3 separate regions of the Homo sapiens genome follow, and regions 1 and 2 are each linked to region 3. Evidence: chromatin loops called from intact Hi-C (ENCODE). Cell type or tissue: heart left ventricle. All regions are shown on one strand. Each heading gives the region's core, and the rest is flanking DNA. Links, peaks and the distances in the headings are about the cores only.

Region 1 (5,312 bases), core at 264-5,263, 170 kb before region 3:
TTGGCTGGAGCCCCTTCCCTTTGCATGCTCAGGCTCGGCTCAGGCCTGGGGGCAGGGGATCTCGGAGCTCTGTTCTTGGCATTCCTCCTAAGGATAATAATAGTACGTGGCTTTTACTGAGACCTGCTTTTCTAAGGAACTGAGAGTGGGAAGGAGACATCAATCCAGACTTGGCAGATGAAATAGGATCTCAGGCTTGTGATTTGACCTTGAAAGAAAGTCATCAAGTAAATGGCACATTGGACTTTGTCAGTCACTTCACTGCCTTGCAGATCTATCGAGAGTGAAGCTTTCCTGATTTCTCTGTACCAGCTGTGACGTTTCTTTTAATGCCTGTGGCATTTTGTACTTGCCAATGATGCCGCTTCGAGGATACGGGTCCTGTTTTACCTTCTCTTTGCCCAGGTCCTTGAAGGCAAGGGAGGACTTATCTTCATCTTTGTACCCTGCCCCCACCCAAGGTGCCTAAGTGCTAAAAGTGGGTGGTGGTTGTTTCCATGAAGTTGAGTCTCCTGATTCTAAAGCTGGTCACCTTCTCTTCTGCCTTAGCTTCTGGAAAGGGCCTCCTCACGCTCATGCCTACCAAGGTTTCAGATAGATGCCCTTTTAATCCCCTGAAAGATTCAAGGAAGCCCCAGCTACTGGTCCTGGGGCAGTTAGGGCTGTGTTGTGAGCCAGTGCCTTGTTTTGTAGTAACATTCATTTGGAGAGGCAGTTCAGTAAGGGAAATCCACGTGTGCACATTCACTTAACATGAATTGTGACACCCTGTGGGGTGGGTGAGTAAATGGTTGCTAGAAAGTCTGAGTACATTTTGGGCAGGCAGGCTGTGGGTGGCGGCCAGCTCACCAGCTGAGTGGGGAGGGTCTCCAGCAGGATGTTGATGTCCCTGATGGCAGCAGCTCCCTCCCCACTTCCATCCAGCCTGTGGAACAGGAATTTCTGCTGCCCAGTGCCTTCTTCCTTACCCTAATTCAAGGAAGCAAGTCAGCAGCTGCTTCTTTGGCTCCAGGGACTCTAAAAATATGGTGTTAGGGAATGCCTCTGCGACTGGGTCTCCTTCGATGCTGTGCCCGACTTGGCCTGGGCTCTGTCTGGGGAAGGGTCTTGGGAATTTGCCTGTGGGCACCGACACTGCCTCCACCCAACGGCACTGGGACCCTGGCCTTGCTACTCTAACTTCCTCAGCACAGCAGCCGAGGCGTCTACAGTTTCATCACCCCAGCTAAGGTCCAGATACAGATGTGGCTCCTTGGTTTTCATTTAAAACTTCCTTCTAAAGCACCTGGACCAAGGTCTGAACACATCATCCTTCTCCAGGCTCTTTAAATTTCTCTAATCAGCACACGTCCCTTCCTGGCTGCCCCTTGTATTCTTTCTGCTTTTATTCTTGGTCATGTCCCCACCATTTGACATCCATCTGTCAGTCAGGCAAGCGAGGGAGGATGCTCTGGGAGGGAGGAAGCCAGGAGGAGCGATTTCTTCACACACCACAGTGCTTGTGTGCACCACACATTCCCTTTGATAAACAGAGCTGAGAGCTTCCTGCATCTTCCCCTTCATTCCCCAGGTGGGAGGGAGTGATGTCCTAGTGCTTTCTATGGTAGGGAAGAGCAGGCTAGCGGGCTGACTTTTCTTGCCTCAGCCTTAGTATTTGCCTCGTGCAGTTGGAGAGCCTCAGCTATGGCCCTGCATTGAGAGGTGGTCTGAAGGACCATTGTGGGTGGACGACCAGCCTTTCCCGGCACAAGATCTCTTGCCCCTTTGTCTCTCAGGTCCCAAATAGCCACCTTCTTTCTCTCACTCCTCCCCACTCTTTTTTTTTTTTTTTTTTTTTTGAGATGAAGTCTCGCTGTGTCGCCCAGGCTGGAGTGCAGTGGCGCGATCTCTTCTCACTGCAACCTCCACTTCCCGGGTTCAAGCGATTCTCCTGCTTCAGCCTCCCGAGTAGCTGGGACTACAGGAGTGTGCCACCACGCCCAGCTAATTTTTTGTATTTTTAGTAGAGACGGGGTCTCTCCACGTTGGCCCTTCCCACTCCTTGTCAGAAGCAGCAACTCATCTCTCAAAGAACAGGCTCAGTTTGTTTCATCACCGAAGTTAGGCGGTAGCTCGGAAACCCCTTCTCTTTGCTCACATCTCTGCTGAGCCTCTCTTGATGGAGACCTCCTGAGCCTGGCTTCACTCTGCCGGTTCCACCTGGGTGGAATGCGTGTGTGGAAACAGGTGACGGGTTAAGCCCTTAGGAAGGTTTCTGGTCCGTGGCCTCTGTCCCCCACCAGCTCACGAGGCCATTCTGGGCATAACGCATCCACTCTATCCGCCTCCTCCTCATTACCCCTGTCTCATTGCTTACTCCCAGCTGTAGTTCCCCACATGTCCTCAAGAGTTTGGGAGGCGCTGCTGAGCAGCTGCACGCAAGTCCCATGGTCACCAGGAAACATCTTTCACAATGTCAGACTTAAAAGGCCTCAGTAGTCCCTGGAGAGACATAGAGCTAAAAATTCCAGAACATTTGGCAGGAGGCATCCAGCCGCGGACACATGTTCCTGGGATTGCAACAACTTTCTTTTCTCCTATCCCTACTCCCCCCACCCGCCTCTCTCCTTGACAAAAATCACAGGAATGGGATGTAGAACAGGCAGTTAGGGCCACGGGTCTCAAAAGCACAAGTAATGTGTTTCTCTGAGTGGCACTGGGCCCGTGTCTGCACATTCTGCCTCTATGTGAGTCATTGTTCACCTTGTTCAGAGCAAATCTACTCTGTATGAGGATCCAGCACCTTCCCTCCTACACTACCCTGCAGAGGGCTGGAATTATTCCCATGGGGATTTCCTCCTGGGCCCCATAAGCCCCCTGGTCACAACAGTGAGTCTGTAGCCTGGTCAGGGAGAGAACAAGCTTTCTTCACTTTCCCAGCCAACACGTTGCATACTAGGGCCATACATCCCGGCCTCCTCTCAAGGGGCCTGTGTTGGGCCTGACGCCTCTCTCTCCAAGAGGTTATGTGTTCATCTCTCTGCTGAGCCAGGGGCTGTGTCTTAGGCTGCTCTTTGTTTCTAAGACGCTGGGCACAGTGTCCTACAAATAGTTGCTTAATGAGCCTGGATGATGGATTGGCCCTTCCTCTCTCCCCGTCCTGCACTGAGAATCCTTTTATCTTGGCAGTCTCATGAAGCCAATTTTTATAGGATCAGCATTTTCTCTAAGTAGGCCCGGTCTCCCACGTTGGATAGAAAGGATGGTACTGTTAGGGAAAGGGATGAGTTTGGGTGGCGAATGTTGTGACTGTAGCCAAGAGCTATTCCTGGGTGTCTAGTGAATGTCCTGAAATGATCTTGCAGGCCTGAGTCCTGAAGTAGTCCTCAGAGGATATGAAGACAGGCCCTCATTCACACAGGGCGTAGACTTGCTGGGGGCTTCATTCCTTCCCAGTCTAGTAGCTTCTGTGCTGCCTCTGACTGCCTCTCACCTCGCCACCTGCCCTTCCCTTGTCCTCAAGCGCAGCTCAGGAAGATATCGTTATCAGCACATCAAATCCTCTGCTTCCTTCCTGGGCTGAGGGAGGGCCCCTTATTACACAGATCCATCTTGAAGAACAATTTCAATTTGCCCAAAGTTTCTCCAAACTATAGTCAAGCTGGCATTTTAACCTCAAGGAAACTTTGGGAGCCCCCTCAAGCCCCCTCTCCGGTGGACTTAATTGCCTCCCACCGGCAGTAGCTTATTTTAGGTAAACTGTGTAGAAGAGACCCCAAGCGTTTAGCTGAAACTCATACACTTCTTGCCTCTCAGCCAGGAATTTTATTTGAACCAATGGGAAGGAAAATTCTGGATTTCTCACATAAAATGGAATTGGTCTAAGCAAAGAGGGCACTCCTAAATTTTAGTACAGATACAGTTGGTGTCTAAGCCTGACTTTCTCTTGATTTGGTGGTTCCCAAACAGAATTTAAAATATACCTTGAACTCATCTTCCAGCTTTTCTTAGGAGAGCTTAAAGCACTTGTTCAAACTGGATTTAAGAGGTATCCTTGGCTTTCCCAAATTCCTAAACATTTTCACTAGATGTAGCCCTGCATACAAGCCCTAATTTAGTAGGTGGCCTTAAGGTCAGCCACTTATCCCCATGGACGTAGGCAGTGGTGCCAGCGCACATCCACTAACACACACACATTCACACACACAACTGTAAGGGCAGATGGGGGTTAATAAGTGGTTGTTTTAGATTAGTGTTTTAATTATAGGAAGTTTTTCCTTCCCTTTCCCTCTGTTGGCAATTTCATATTTTTATTGATAAAATATGTATTTTATTATTTTTATGCTTACTTTTCCAATTTTAAAAGAAACATATGCTCATTATGGAATTTCTATTTTTATTTTCTTTCTTTCTTTTTTTTTTTTTTTTGAGATGGTATTTTGCTCTTGTTGCCCAGGCTGAAGTGCAATGGTGCGATCTCAGCTCACTGCAACCTCCGCCTCCCAGGTTCAAGGGATTCTCCTGCCTCAGCCTCTTGAGTAGCTGGGACTACAAACACGTGCCACCATGCCGGGCTAATTTTTGTATTTTTATGAGTAGAGACGGGGTCTCACCATGTTGGCCAGGCCGGTCTCAAATTCCTGACCTCAAGTGATCCTCCCCCCTCAGCCTCCCCAAAGTGCCAGGATTATAGGCAGGAGCCACCGCGCCCAGCCTATTTTGTTTCTTAAATTTTTTTGTTTTTCAGTCACCACAATTTCACCATGCATAAATCACAACGGTTAACAATTTAGCATCTTTGCCTTCTTTTCCTGTGCACTTACGTTTTTATGTAGCCAAGATCACACGTTGCATTTTGCTGCTTTCCTTAACAGCGTCTAAGTCATCAGCACTCTATTGTGATGATTTATCTTAAAAATATTCCAAGCGATCATTTTTAGTAACTGTGTAATATTATATCATAAAGTTAAAACATAATTTGTCATTCAATTGTTGAAATTTTTAGGTTACGTATATTTTCTCTTATAAATATGTAAATATGTATATAAAAAGTTATATACAGTTTTTTATAAATCTTTGTGCATACTTTATACTGTTTCCTTAGCATAGAGACTGTGGAATAGGATTTCTTGAAAAAAGGTAAAAGTGTGAGTATGCATATATACTGTTACATATATGTTATTATTATAAAGGTAATATTCTTTTTTTTTTTGGAGATAGAGTCTCACTCTGTGGCCCAGGCTGGAGTACAGTGGTGCAATCTCGGCTCACTGCAACCTCTGCCTTGTGGGTTCAAGCGATTCTCCTGCCTCAGCCTCCCAAGTAGCTGAGAT
Region 2 (5,312 bases), core at 264-5,263, 280 kb after region 3:
GCCCAGCCTCAGGCCTGGTGCTCAGTGGGAACTTAAAGAATCCCTGTTAAAATAAAGATGGATGGCTCTGACCTCCAAATGCCAAGACCGGGCTGTTTGCAAATCTAAAGGCTCCTAGGCAGCAGTGGGAGGAATTTGAGCAGAAACATGGAACAGCATGTCCAAGGACATAAATTCCAAGTTATTTTTGTTGGGAAATCTGAAGAAAATAATTCCATCCACATTCCCCACGTCGGAACTGTTCTCCCAGGTTGGCTTCAGCAGCGGCCCATTCCAGCCACCCCTCCTTCCTGCAGGCAGAGGTGAGGCCCTAGGAGGGAGCAGGGCAGGCCAAGTACCCTATTCGGGAGAAGGTGTCCCTGGATCATTGCCTTGGCTTGGGAAGATGATGGCACCAGGTGGCAGGGGCTGAGCCACAGGTAGTGGATGGAAAGGGCCTGTCATCTGGGCAGAAACTCAGACCCTGAGGGTCCATGTCCTTAATGAGGGGGGAATGGGGCTGGGAGGTGCCCACGTCACCAGGAAGCATTTCTGATGCTCCCCCTACTACAGGGCTCTCACTTAGCACAGTTTAAACCCAATTTATTCCAAAGTTATATGACTAAAACATCTTTCAGCTTGCCCCCTGTTAAATGTATATTGTATTCATTTACAAATTATTTGACGTAAATTACTGTACAGATCTGTGTATTATACACATTAAAACTTTTAAAAAAGAAAAGCATGGAAAAGTGAAAGGATATAAATAAATGTAAACAGAGCATCCACATTTTGATCCTGCATTGGGAACAAATGAATTTGGTGGACATGCCCCACTCTGGAGACCCCCGGTATAAACTACGCTTGCTTTCATTGCTCTTCTGTTTCTTTGTATCTTGCTTATTTGTTGGTTCAATTTAGTGAGAGCCTCTCCTGCCAGGCAGGGTGGGTATCTTGTTTTTCCACCTGGTTTATAAAGTTGCTAAAACACCAGAACATTAATGCTTTGGGCAGCACATTGTACACAGCTGGTGCCTCATAAAGGCAGTGAACCCCTCCTGAACACCTCCTTTAGTCCAGCTTCGTGGCAGTCCTTAGGGTTTCCAAAAATAAGACCTGCTTCCCACCCTCACGATGCTCACGATCCCGGGGAGAGACAGGCTCACAGAGACCACACTTCTGCCAATGCCCTGCATGTCAGGGAAGAGCTGTGTACACCCTTTGGGGATACTGAGGAAGGAGCAGTAATCACATTGGGGGTGCAAGAGGGGCACCACACAGAGCTGTCTGAGTTGGGCGTGAGGGATGGCTAGGCCCCCTGAGGGGGAGGAGCAAAGGAAAGATGGCAGAAGCAGAGGTGGAGCATGTGCAAAGGACCAGAGGCCTGGAGGTGCATTTCGAGAGGCACAGAGGCACAGTTTCAGAGGCACAGAGGTGCATGATTTCGGGTGTGGCCACTGGGCCATTATGGCTGGAACTCATGGGAAATGGAAGGAGTTGTGACAGAGGAGGCTGGGAAGCTGGGCAGGAGATGTCCATGGAGGTTCTAGGCAGGAAAGTATGTGGTCACTCTACCTGTGTGGCTTTCCTGCCTGTAGGGGCTCAATTGGAGTGTCCTTTTCTCCACCTAGCTTCAGCCCAAGGGAAACAGGGGACCAGACAGCTGGTGAGGGGGCAGCTCAAACTGTGGAAGAAGAGAGGCTCTCTCAGCCCTCCTCCCTCTCCAGTGCTGAGGCAACAACAGGCCCAGGCCACACTGGGGGATGTGGAGATCTGGAGAGCCATGGGCTTCATTCACAGAAGCTGACCCACCACCCCACCACAGCCCCCACTCAGAGGCCTTGGGGCATCCCTGGGGGCTCCAGCCTTGAACAGGGGCTTTGCCTGGCTCTAGTCTGGGGATGTCACCCCAGCTGCCCTCACCAGCTCTGCGTGGGAATCCTGCTTCAGGGCCAGCGGCCCCTCCCTGCCCCTCCAGTGAGTCCATGGCCCTGAACTCCTTCCCCGCTCCCTGCGATGGGAGGCTTGTGGCCTAGATCTGGGGAAAAGCCCCAGAGCCTGAGGCAGCTCCAAGCTGACCTGATCACATCCGCTCTCAGGGGATGGGAGGTGTGAAGATGCTGGTTTCTGAAGTTGGGGGTGGGGGCTGCCCACAGGGGAAAGATCCATGAAGAGGGAGACGACCCCACCCCCACCCGCAGTCTTCCCTGGTACAGCACGTGGCCCTGGGCCTGCGGGATTTTCATGCTCGACCAACTGCCATGGGCCCTAAGCCCTCCTGGTTCAGGCCTCGGTGTGGGGCAGGTGTGGCTGAGAACCAGACTTGGGAATTCAGGGTCAGCCTCAGTCCAGAGGCTGGGAGGAGTTGAGAGGAAGGTCGGGTGTTGCTGAGTCCCAGCTTCAGTAGGAACATGCCTGGTCTTCAGGCACATGGAGAGGCGAGAGAGAACCCCAGGAGGTACTGTCCGGGGCTGGGTCAGCAGGAGCCATTGCTCTGTGCATTGCTCTGTGTCTCCAGTGACACCCAGAGGGCAGAACTGCAGCTGACCCAATGCCGAGGCAGGGAGTGGGGAGCCTTGTGTAAGAGAAATCTGAAGCAAGGTTCAGGATGATCCAGGCCAGTTTAATAAACACAGGATGGAGAGGCCCCAAGCTAGGCCACTTCAGGATGCCCTCAGCCCACAAAGCCCAAAGTAAATCAGAAGTCCCCATCGTCATCTGTAAAGCCTATGGATTGGTTTTCTCACATGGCAAAGGGAACTTTGCAGATGTGATCAGGTAAAGGATCTTGAGATGGGGAGATGACCCTGATTATCCGTGTGGGCTCAATGGAATCACAAGGGTCCTTACAAGAGGGAGGCAAGAGGGTCAGAGTCAGAGAGTAGATATGACCACGGAAGCTGTTGTCCATGTGATGTGGTGCCATGGGCCGAGGAACACGGGCAGCCTCTAGAAGTTGCAAAAGTCAAGGAAGTGAAGACACTCCTAGCTAGAGCCAGAAGGGGCGCAGCCCTGCCACCACCGTGGCTTTACGCCAGTGAGGCTGATTTTGGTGTCTGACCTCTAGAACTGTGAGATCATACATATTTGTCATTTTAAGCTACTCATTTTGTGATAAATTGTTTCAGCAACAACAGGAAAGTAATATGAGGCATGAACTTTTCCAGAGCTAGAGAGGGGTAGAGGTTAAAACTGAATCCAAGTCTGACTCCAAAAGATGTTATGACCTGAATTTTCATGTTCCCCTACAATTCATACGTTGAAGCCCTAAATCCCAGCCCATGAGGCCTCTAAGAAAGTAACTAATGTTAAATGAGGACCTAAGGGTGGGGTCCTGATCAGATGGGATTAGTGCTCTGATAAGAAGAAACAATGGAATACAGTTCTCTCTCTCTCTCTCTCTCTCTCTCTCCTCTCTCTCTCTCTCCTCTCTCTCTCTCTCTCTCTCTCCTCTCTCTCTCTCTCCTCTCTCTCTCTCTGTCTCTCTCTCTCTCTCTCTCTCTCTGACACAGCAAGAAGGTGGCTGCCTACAAGCCAGGAAGAGAGCCCTCACCAGAACCTGACAGTGCTGGTCCCTTCATCCTGGACTTCCAGCCTCCAGAGCTGTGAGAAATAAGCCACTCAGTCTATGATATTTTGTTATGGCAGCTCGAGCAGATGAATACAGATGTTAAGAAGCTCAGAACGCACAGTAAAGGGTGATACTACTTGTCCAGGTAAGAGAGGTGTCCCAGCCTACAGCCAAGCTGGATGGACCAATGCTGAGCCTTGCCTTGAGGCACTGGAAGGGTGCTCCACAGGAATCAGGAGCTGAGAAGCTCAGAACTGCAAAATGGCCCCTAGCCCCTGCTTTTTCATGGAGGAGCTGCAGCTACCTGACAGCTCTCTGTTCTCACAGGGGTTAGGACCCAGGAGCTGCCCTTCCATGATCACAGCTGGCTCGGGCTTCTGCTGACAGGCGAGGCTGGGCTGGCTTGCCAGCAGAACCTCTTATCTCCTTCATGTGGAGTGAGTGGAAGGCAGGGGACCTTTCTTGACACTTGGAAGAGACAAAGCCCAGCTCTACCATGACTGACCACGAGACCCTGGATAAATCACTGACTCATTCCTGTCCTCAGTCTCTCCAGCTGTAGATGGGATGGCAATGTCTACCTCTGCGGACTGTTGGAAGGATCAGTTGCATGTTAGTCTAAGTGGAACTGATGCTCAGCTGGTACACAGTGCTATGACCGCTCTGCCTCCCATTGTCAGGGGCTGGAGTCCCTTCTGGCTGGCAGCTGCCTGCACCTCGCCAGGGATTAAACCATTTTACTCTACCCCTTGGAACTAAATCAAGTATTCTTAAGCTCCAATTACCTGCTACCAACCAGCACACCTGGTAAATACATTTCTATGGGGCTGGCCTCCCGTGCTGAGCTTTTACTTCTCTGTAACAGGGAGGTGTGGATTCTCGAGTGCCTCCCTGTGAGGGAGACATTTGGTCACCTGGAGCCTCTGGCCAGTAGTCTGTTTTAAGCAGCACCATTGTTCCTGCTATTCTCCCCTTTCCAGAATGCCTAGTGGGAAGCCTGTACACTTCCCCCACCTCTTATTCCTGACCATAGTCTGAGAGCTCTGGGAGGGAATGAGGGACTGGGGGACAGTCAAGCAAGGGGAGAGAGCCAGCAGGGACAGCCTCTTCAAGTGACCTTCCCAGATTTTTTTTGAAAGTATCATTCAGTGATACATCTACTCACGATGCTATATTTATCTATGAAAGAGGCAGGATATTTTTGAGCGGATGTAATTTCTGGCTCTCTCCCTTCAAGAAAAAAAAAAGTGTCATTCCTATTCATTTCTTCCTGCCTCTGCTTCTGTCTCTCACACATTTCTTTTGTATAAACATACCCCCCACACATGCACACACACGCACATACACATACACACATCTGTGCACACACACAGAGGCAGGCACATGGTCCAAGAGCTAAAATTCCGTGACTCTCTTTGGCTGATTCAGACTTATCTAGCATGATGCATAGAAAGGCAGATAGACAGGAGGAACAGGAGAAACAAAAAGGAAACTGAGTTTGTTCATTTATATTTTTGCCTCCAACTTCACTGAACACTTAATGTTATGGGAAATTGGATGAGGGCAAGAGAAAGCTCTGAGAGACACCTGCCAGGGTAGCAGTTGGGTGAACCAGGTCAGAAAGAACACTTTTCTCTCTGGCTTCCAAGAAGTCACAGAGAGCAGAGGTACCCCATTTGCAGGTGACCCAAAGCTGAGACCTGGGGTAAGGGAAGTCTGAAGCAAGATTCAGGATTTTTAGGGCAAGCCTGAGGAAGAGTAA
Region 3 (5,312 bases), core at 243-5,242:
ATCTCAGCCTCTTACTTACATGAACCTGTGTCTTCTCCAGTCGTTGCATATCTGTGTCGCCTAGGTTCATGAGTATGCATCGGCCTTTGCCAGCTATAGTGAGCCTGTCTGCTGCCATCACTCGCTGACAGCTGAGAAGCCTGTCCTGGCTACCTTGAGAGGGTAGACTTTTGTTCTCAGGCCCACATGCTCCCCATCTTCTCTCAGGGTAGGCATGTGTGTGATTGGGTGCCAAAAGAGTGGGGAGACATGTTGGAGAGCTGGATAATATAGCTTGCAAGCAGCCACTAAGACCTGGTCCGGGGTCCCTACACATTTGAAGACACACAGATGGGAGTGATGATCATGCATGGGTGCTGGTTATATTCTGCCCCAGTCCAACAATGGAACTCTCTTGAAACTGTGAAACATGGATTCCCTAGAGTTCTGATTTATTATGGGTTTACTGCTTAAGCCAAAAGTTTTTGTCACTTTGAGAATAGGTTAAAGGTTAAGAGGATCAATAGGGGGCCCAAAAGGATGTTTAAAACAGGTTCCATTAAACCAAGATCCCATACAAATCCAAGACAAAACCCAGAAATGAGTCTTAGGGATGAGAAGTAAGGCTTCACAGGAGGAGCTGGTTTCTGTCTGAGGGTGATAAGCTGCCAAATCCTTGCTCCAGAGAAGAGAGTCATGGGTTCCCAAGTGGCCTGTGAGTTGGGATAGAGTCAAGGCTGGAGGAAGGGCTTTAAGAAATGATCTTACAGCCAGATATGGTGGGTCACACCTGTAATTCCAGCACTTTGAGAGTTCGTTGCAGGAGGATCGCTTGAGCCCAGGAGCTTGAAACTAGCCTGGGCAACATGGTGAGACCCTGTCTCTAAAAAAAATAAAAATAAAAAAATAAAAAAAAAAAAAAGAAATGATCTTTCCCCAGGCCCAGCATGAGGGCCTTGACTAAATCTCTAGATTCCAGAGACTCCATCCTTTGTTCTTTAAAAAGCTGAGTGACTCTAGTTCTCCCTCCTAGACTCTCTAGATGCTACTTATTTCTGTTCGAACCAAAAAGCACCTATTAAGATCTTCTTCTGAGCCAGGCACGATGACTGGGACGTAGGGGTATGGGAAGGTAAGTTGGTTTGATGCTTGGCTTCACAGAACTTAGAACAAAGTCAAGAGAAGCCCAGCTGCTTCTCTGGAAGGAGAAGCCTCAAAATATGTTGCCCAAAATGCTGAGGCCCACTCCCCCACAAGTCTGATTCCAGATGGTATCAGAGCCGCTCTCAGATGGAAGCAGGGAGTCGTTATCTGGCTGGGTCCCTCCCATTTCCCACTCTGCAGTCATTCATCAAGTGGCTGCCCAGAGCCCAGTGCAGAGCTGAGGCTGGTTCCTGGCCTCGAGAGACATTCCTGGTCTGGATGTCCAGTCAGCTCAGCTTTTCCTAGTGAAGTAGGGGTGGGGTCGTATCTGTGCCACCTGTGCCTCCTCAAGTCCTTAGCATGCCCCCAGGGAAGCACAGGATGCTTCTCTCCATTTCTCTTTGTTTAAAACTTTCCTTAATGTCAGGGGATGGGGGTATTGGATGGACCCCCAGGGGGCTTTAAAAATTGAAAGCCAGTCCCGGCCAGGGCCCCCACCGGATGGTGAGAGAGCACAGGAGGAAGCAAAAGTGCTTGTGTTAACAGAATGTCATTTCCCAACATGATTCAGGCCCCGACGCGAGGCAGGAAAAGGAGAGCAAATGCCTTCCCATTCATCACATCGGACACAGTTATTTTTAGAGTAGCACCAGCTCAGCGCTGGGTTCCAAGGGCCCTGCCGTGGAAGGAGATGAGGCTGGGCTGATACAGTCAGTGAAGAGTGGAAATCTTGCAGGCGTGTGTGTGTGTGTGTGTGTGTGTGTGTGTGTGTGTGTGTGTAGGATAAACAGGAGGGGTGAGCAGGCAGCTTTCCTCCCAAACTGCAGACCCTGAGCCTGGCTCCTTATGTGAGCATGAAGGAAATTGGGTGTGGAAGTAATCATCTGAGGAATTGTTGGGGGAGAAGAAAGGGAGACCCTCTTTGCCTGGAACTGAAGTGGGCCTTTGGCTTAGAAAGGGTCCCCTCACATCCCCACTCTGATCTGACCTGCCTTTTCCCAGGCACTCCCCAGGCTGAGGGCAAAGCAGCCTCATCCTAGACTGGGTAGAACATTGGCTGACTGCAGGGGTTCTTGGCTTCACTATCACAGCCTTACAAACATCTGGCCAGCATGAACGCCTCCCTCCACCCAGATGCTGATGGTGAGCTGGTATCTGAGAAATGGATTCTGCTCCAATCAGCACCTCCATGCCCATTTTCTAGAAGGAGAGTCTTAACTGGACATGGTAAGAGAGTCCCTTTTTGCAAGGGACAGATGAAAGGCTTCCCTTCTTTTTCACCCATTTCTGGTCTTCTCTCCTCTCTCAACCAACTGAAGGAAAAGGAAGACCTGAGGTTGAACCCGGCCCTGAGACAAGATTGGGGTCAGGATGTGGTCCCAGGCTGCCTTTCTTCCTAGGCTGGATTCTTCCTTCTCCTTTCATCTTAAATACACTGCCCTCCTGTTTTCTACCTCTGGAGAGTTCTTGGCTCTATAAAAGATGAATCAACTATCTGGCCTGACCCTAACTAACATAAGCAGTCACAGCCTAGGATGAAACTAAGGCCCTCTTTCTTTCCACAAGGCTTTCTAGATGTGCTTCAAGGTCTATGGAAATGCAGTTTATACTACATGGGTCTTTAAGGGCCTCAGATTTGATTTACTTTCCATTAATAGCTGAACTGTCCCTGAGGTTCTGGCCAGTTTTAAACATTCTTACTGGCAAAGGGGATTAGATAGATGACTTCCTGCACAGTCATTGGATGGATTCCCATAAGCCAAGGCTAGTGGACAGAGCATCCCATAGCAGCAAGTCACTGCTACTGCCTCCACCAGGAAAGCAAAAAAAGCTCATGTGAAGTTTTGATGGGGCTGCCAGCACATTGATAAGAAATCTCCCTGATCCCTGTGTTAGCACCCACAAGGTGGAGAGCTTATCCGCTTTGCACAACAACCCAGGTGAGTAAAGGGATCGCAAAGTAATGAAAGGGGAGGCATCTGGTTCATTTATTTTTACCAATATTTTTTCTTCTGAAGACTTATTACAAAGATGGTCCAGTCATCATTTTAGCAGAAGCAGACAGGTAAGGAGGAAGCAGTATTGTCTGGGAAGCCAGGTGCACCAACCCAGCTTTGCCACTAATCTACATCCCAACTGTGATGTCGAATCAGCCACCCACCTTTCTGGACCACAAAAGGAACGACTTGAACCAAATGAACTTGAAACTCCTTTCCAAAGTACCATAAAACAACAATAACTGGGGAGATGGAGGAGCTGCCTGGAGAAGTTAGTCCTCACACTGCTGCTTGAAGCTAACAGATAGTAGAATAATCCTGGCTGACAGTTACTGATCTCCTAACCAAATGCACATCTCATCATCAGCCGTCACAACAACCCTGAATAGTAGGTATTATTTTCCCATTGTACAGATGAAAGAACTGAGGATCAAAGAGGTTAAACCAACTGCTAAAGGTCAGTAAGTGGCAAAAGCAGGCTTAGGCCTACGTCTTTCTGATGTTTAAGCCCATGTGTTTTCTGTCCTACCATATTACCTCTCAATGGATCAAGGAGAACAATGTCTGTTTGTCTGTGTGTGTGTGTGTGTGTGTGTGTGTGTGTGTGTTTGTTTTTCTTATTATTGAGCATCCTTTTTAAGGTCTGTCCCTTCTCTATACTTCATTTTTCCTTTCCATAACATTATTTATTATTATAAAAGAGCTGCAATTCTACCCACCTTTTGCTGTGCTGGAAGAAAAATGTTGATAAAGTGCCTAGCCCCATATGCCACCAAATCAGAGTCTTTTGCAAGTCACGACCAGATGATCTCATCTGAAAGCTTCTGTGTGTGTTGGGTGCTTGCAGTTGAATAGGATGAGTCAGATGTCAGCCTACTTCTTTTCCAAGCACCTGAAACCCACCAACTTCCTGCTCTTCTTTCCTTTGAAGCTCTGTGTTTCGTTGTGCTTGGGAGTCCCTGGAAGGGCCAGACTGTTTGTCCAGGTTCAACACAAGGCTTGGGGTACAGTAGGTGGAGGTACCAGTATATGTTCCAGTCTCTCTGCTAAATCATTTGTCCCTTTCTCTTTGGCTCACCCTGTTATTTTCAAAACCCATTACCCACTTTGCATTAGGAGTTTCTCAGTCATTTTTTCTTCTTTCCTGTCACTCTCCTTGTATCTCTTTGTCCTTCTCCCTCTGATCTCTGTGCCTTCCCATTCTTTCTTCTGCTTAATGACTGAGTGGCTGACAACTGGGAGTCACACAGTATTATACACACAGCAGATTGAAGTCACCTTCCCATAGACTATGACAATCGTCATGATGCCACAGTACCAGGTGTGGGGGTCCTGGAGGGCTGATAAACAAGACATTCCACTCAGCATGGTATGGAGCAGAAAAAAACTGCATCATCAGGAAATTGACTCACACATAGCAGTTCCTAGACAGAGACCTTGGCCTGCAGTAGGTGACTATGAGAGTTCACATTTCTGCTTTTTCCTCCTCACTGGTACCTGAGTTAATCATGGGGCTTTGGACATAAGGGCAACAGTAGAGTCTCAGAGACACAGGATATTGACAGCATTCCAGAATAATCTGGCACTCTTCTCTTGCTTCCATTCATTATAAGGTCTACTTTAGAGGAACGTTGCAAACAAGGTCCCCAAATGTACCAGCCTCAAAGACTCTAATCCGTTTCCTATAGGCCCAAGAAACTCCAGGTTGGAAAATGAAGTTGGCATGCTTTACTGCACCCTCAGCAAAAATGACTTCATATTTTTGGTAGATGGGTGAATAGCAACTGAAAAGGATTGTTGCCAGGTGCGGTGGCTCACGCCTGTAATCCCAGCACTTTGGGAGGCCGAGGCGGGCGGATCACGAGGTCAGGAGATCGAGACCATCCTGGCTAATGTGGTGAAACCCCGTCTCTACTAAAAAAATACAAAAAATTAGCCGGGCATAGTGGTGGGGGCCTGTAGTCCCAACTGCTCGGGAGGCTGAGGCAGGAGAATGGCGTGAACTCGGGAGGCGGAGCTTGCAGTGAGCCGAGATTGCGCCACTGCACTCCAGCCGGGGCGACAGAGCGAGACTCCATCTCAAAAGAAAAAAAAAAAAGAAAAGGATTGTTGCAATAAGTAGAGGTGATATCTAGACACATTTATCTGTGGGTTAAAAGGAGCTTGTCTTATTCTCAGTTCCCTCTCTGACTC

The links. A loop is a pair of places that touch in the nucleus more often than their neighbours do. Peaks named below come from ENCODE experiments on the same cell type or tissue, not always from the same donor. Only the 100,000 strongest peaks of a DNase experiment are listed, where the experiment ranks them.
Region 1: a loop joins it to region 3, with 3 times the contacts of the local background. A loop is called at or near these places in 31 of 110 quality-filtered maps.
Region 2: a loop joins it to region 3, with 4 times the contacts of the local background. A loop is called at or near these places in 14 of 110 quality-filtered maps.

What each region holds. Positions count from the first base shown.
Region 1 is chr2:30,237,070-30,242,381 of GRCh38, forward strand. All of the region lies in intron 2 of LBH (LBH regulator of Wnt signaling pathway), which reads left to right. Among named protein-coding and RNA genes, the nearest start is that of LBH, 8.2 kb to the left of the region's middle. In heart left ventricle, for the core only: a CTCF peak has its summit at 2,388; a DNase peak (open chromatin) is centred at 2,412; H3K4me3 peaks cover 2,867 bases; H3K27ac peaks cover 3,877 bases.
Region 2 is chr2:30,690,088-30,695,399 of GRCh38, forward strand. No RefSeq gene overlaps it. Among named protein-coding and RNA genes, the nearest start is that of CAPN13, 110 kb to the right of the region's middle. In heart left ventricle, for the core only: a CTCF peak has its summit at 2,507; no DNase peak of the experiment used is centred there; H3K27ac peaks cover 3,605 bases.
Region 3 is chr2:30,406,386-30,411,697 of GRCh38, forward strand. No RefSeq gene overlaps it. Among named protein-coding and RNA genes, the nearest start is that of LCLAT1, 38 kb to the right of the region's middle. RefSeq lists an enhancer at 3,799-4,711. In heart left ventricle, for the core only: a CTCF peak has its summit at 2,919; a DNase peak (open chromatin) is centred at 1,746; H3K27ac peaks cover 4,412 bases.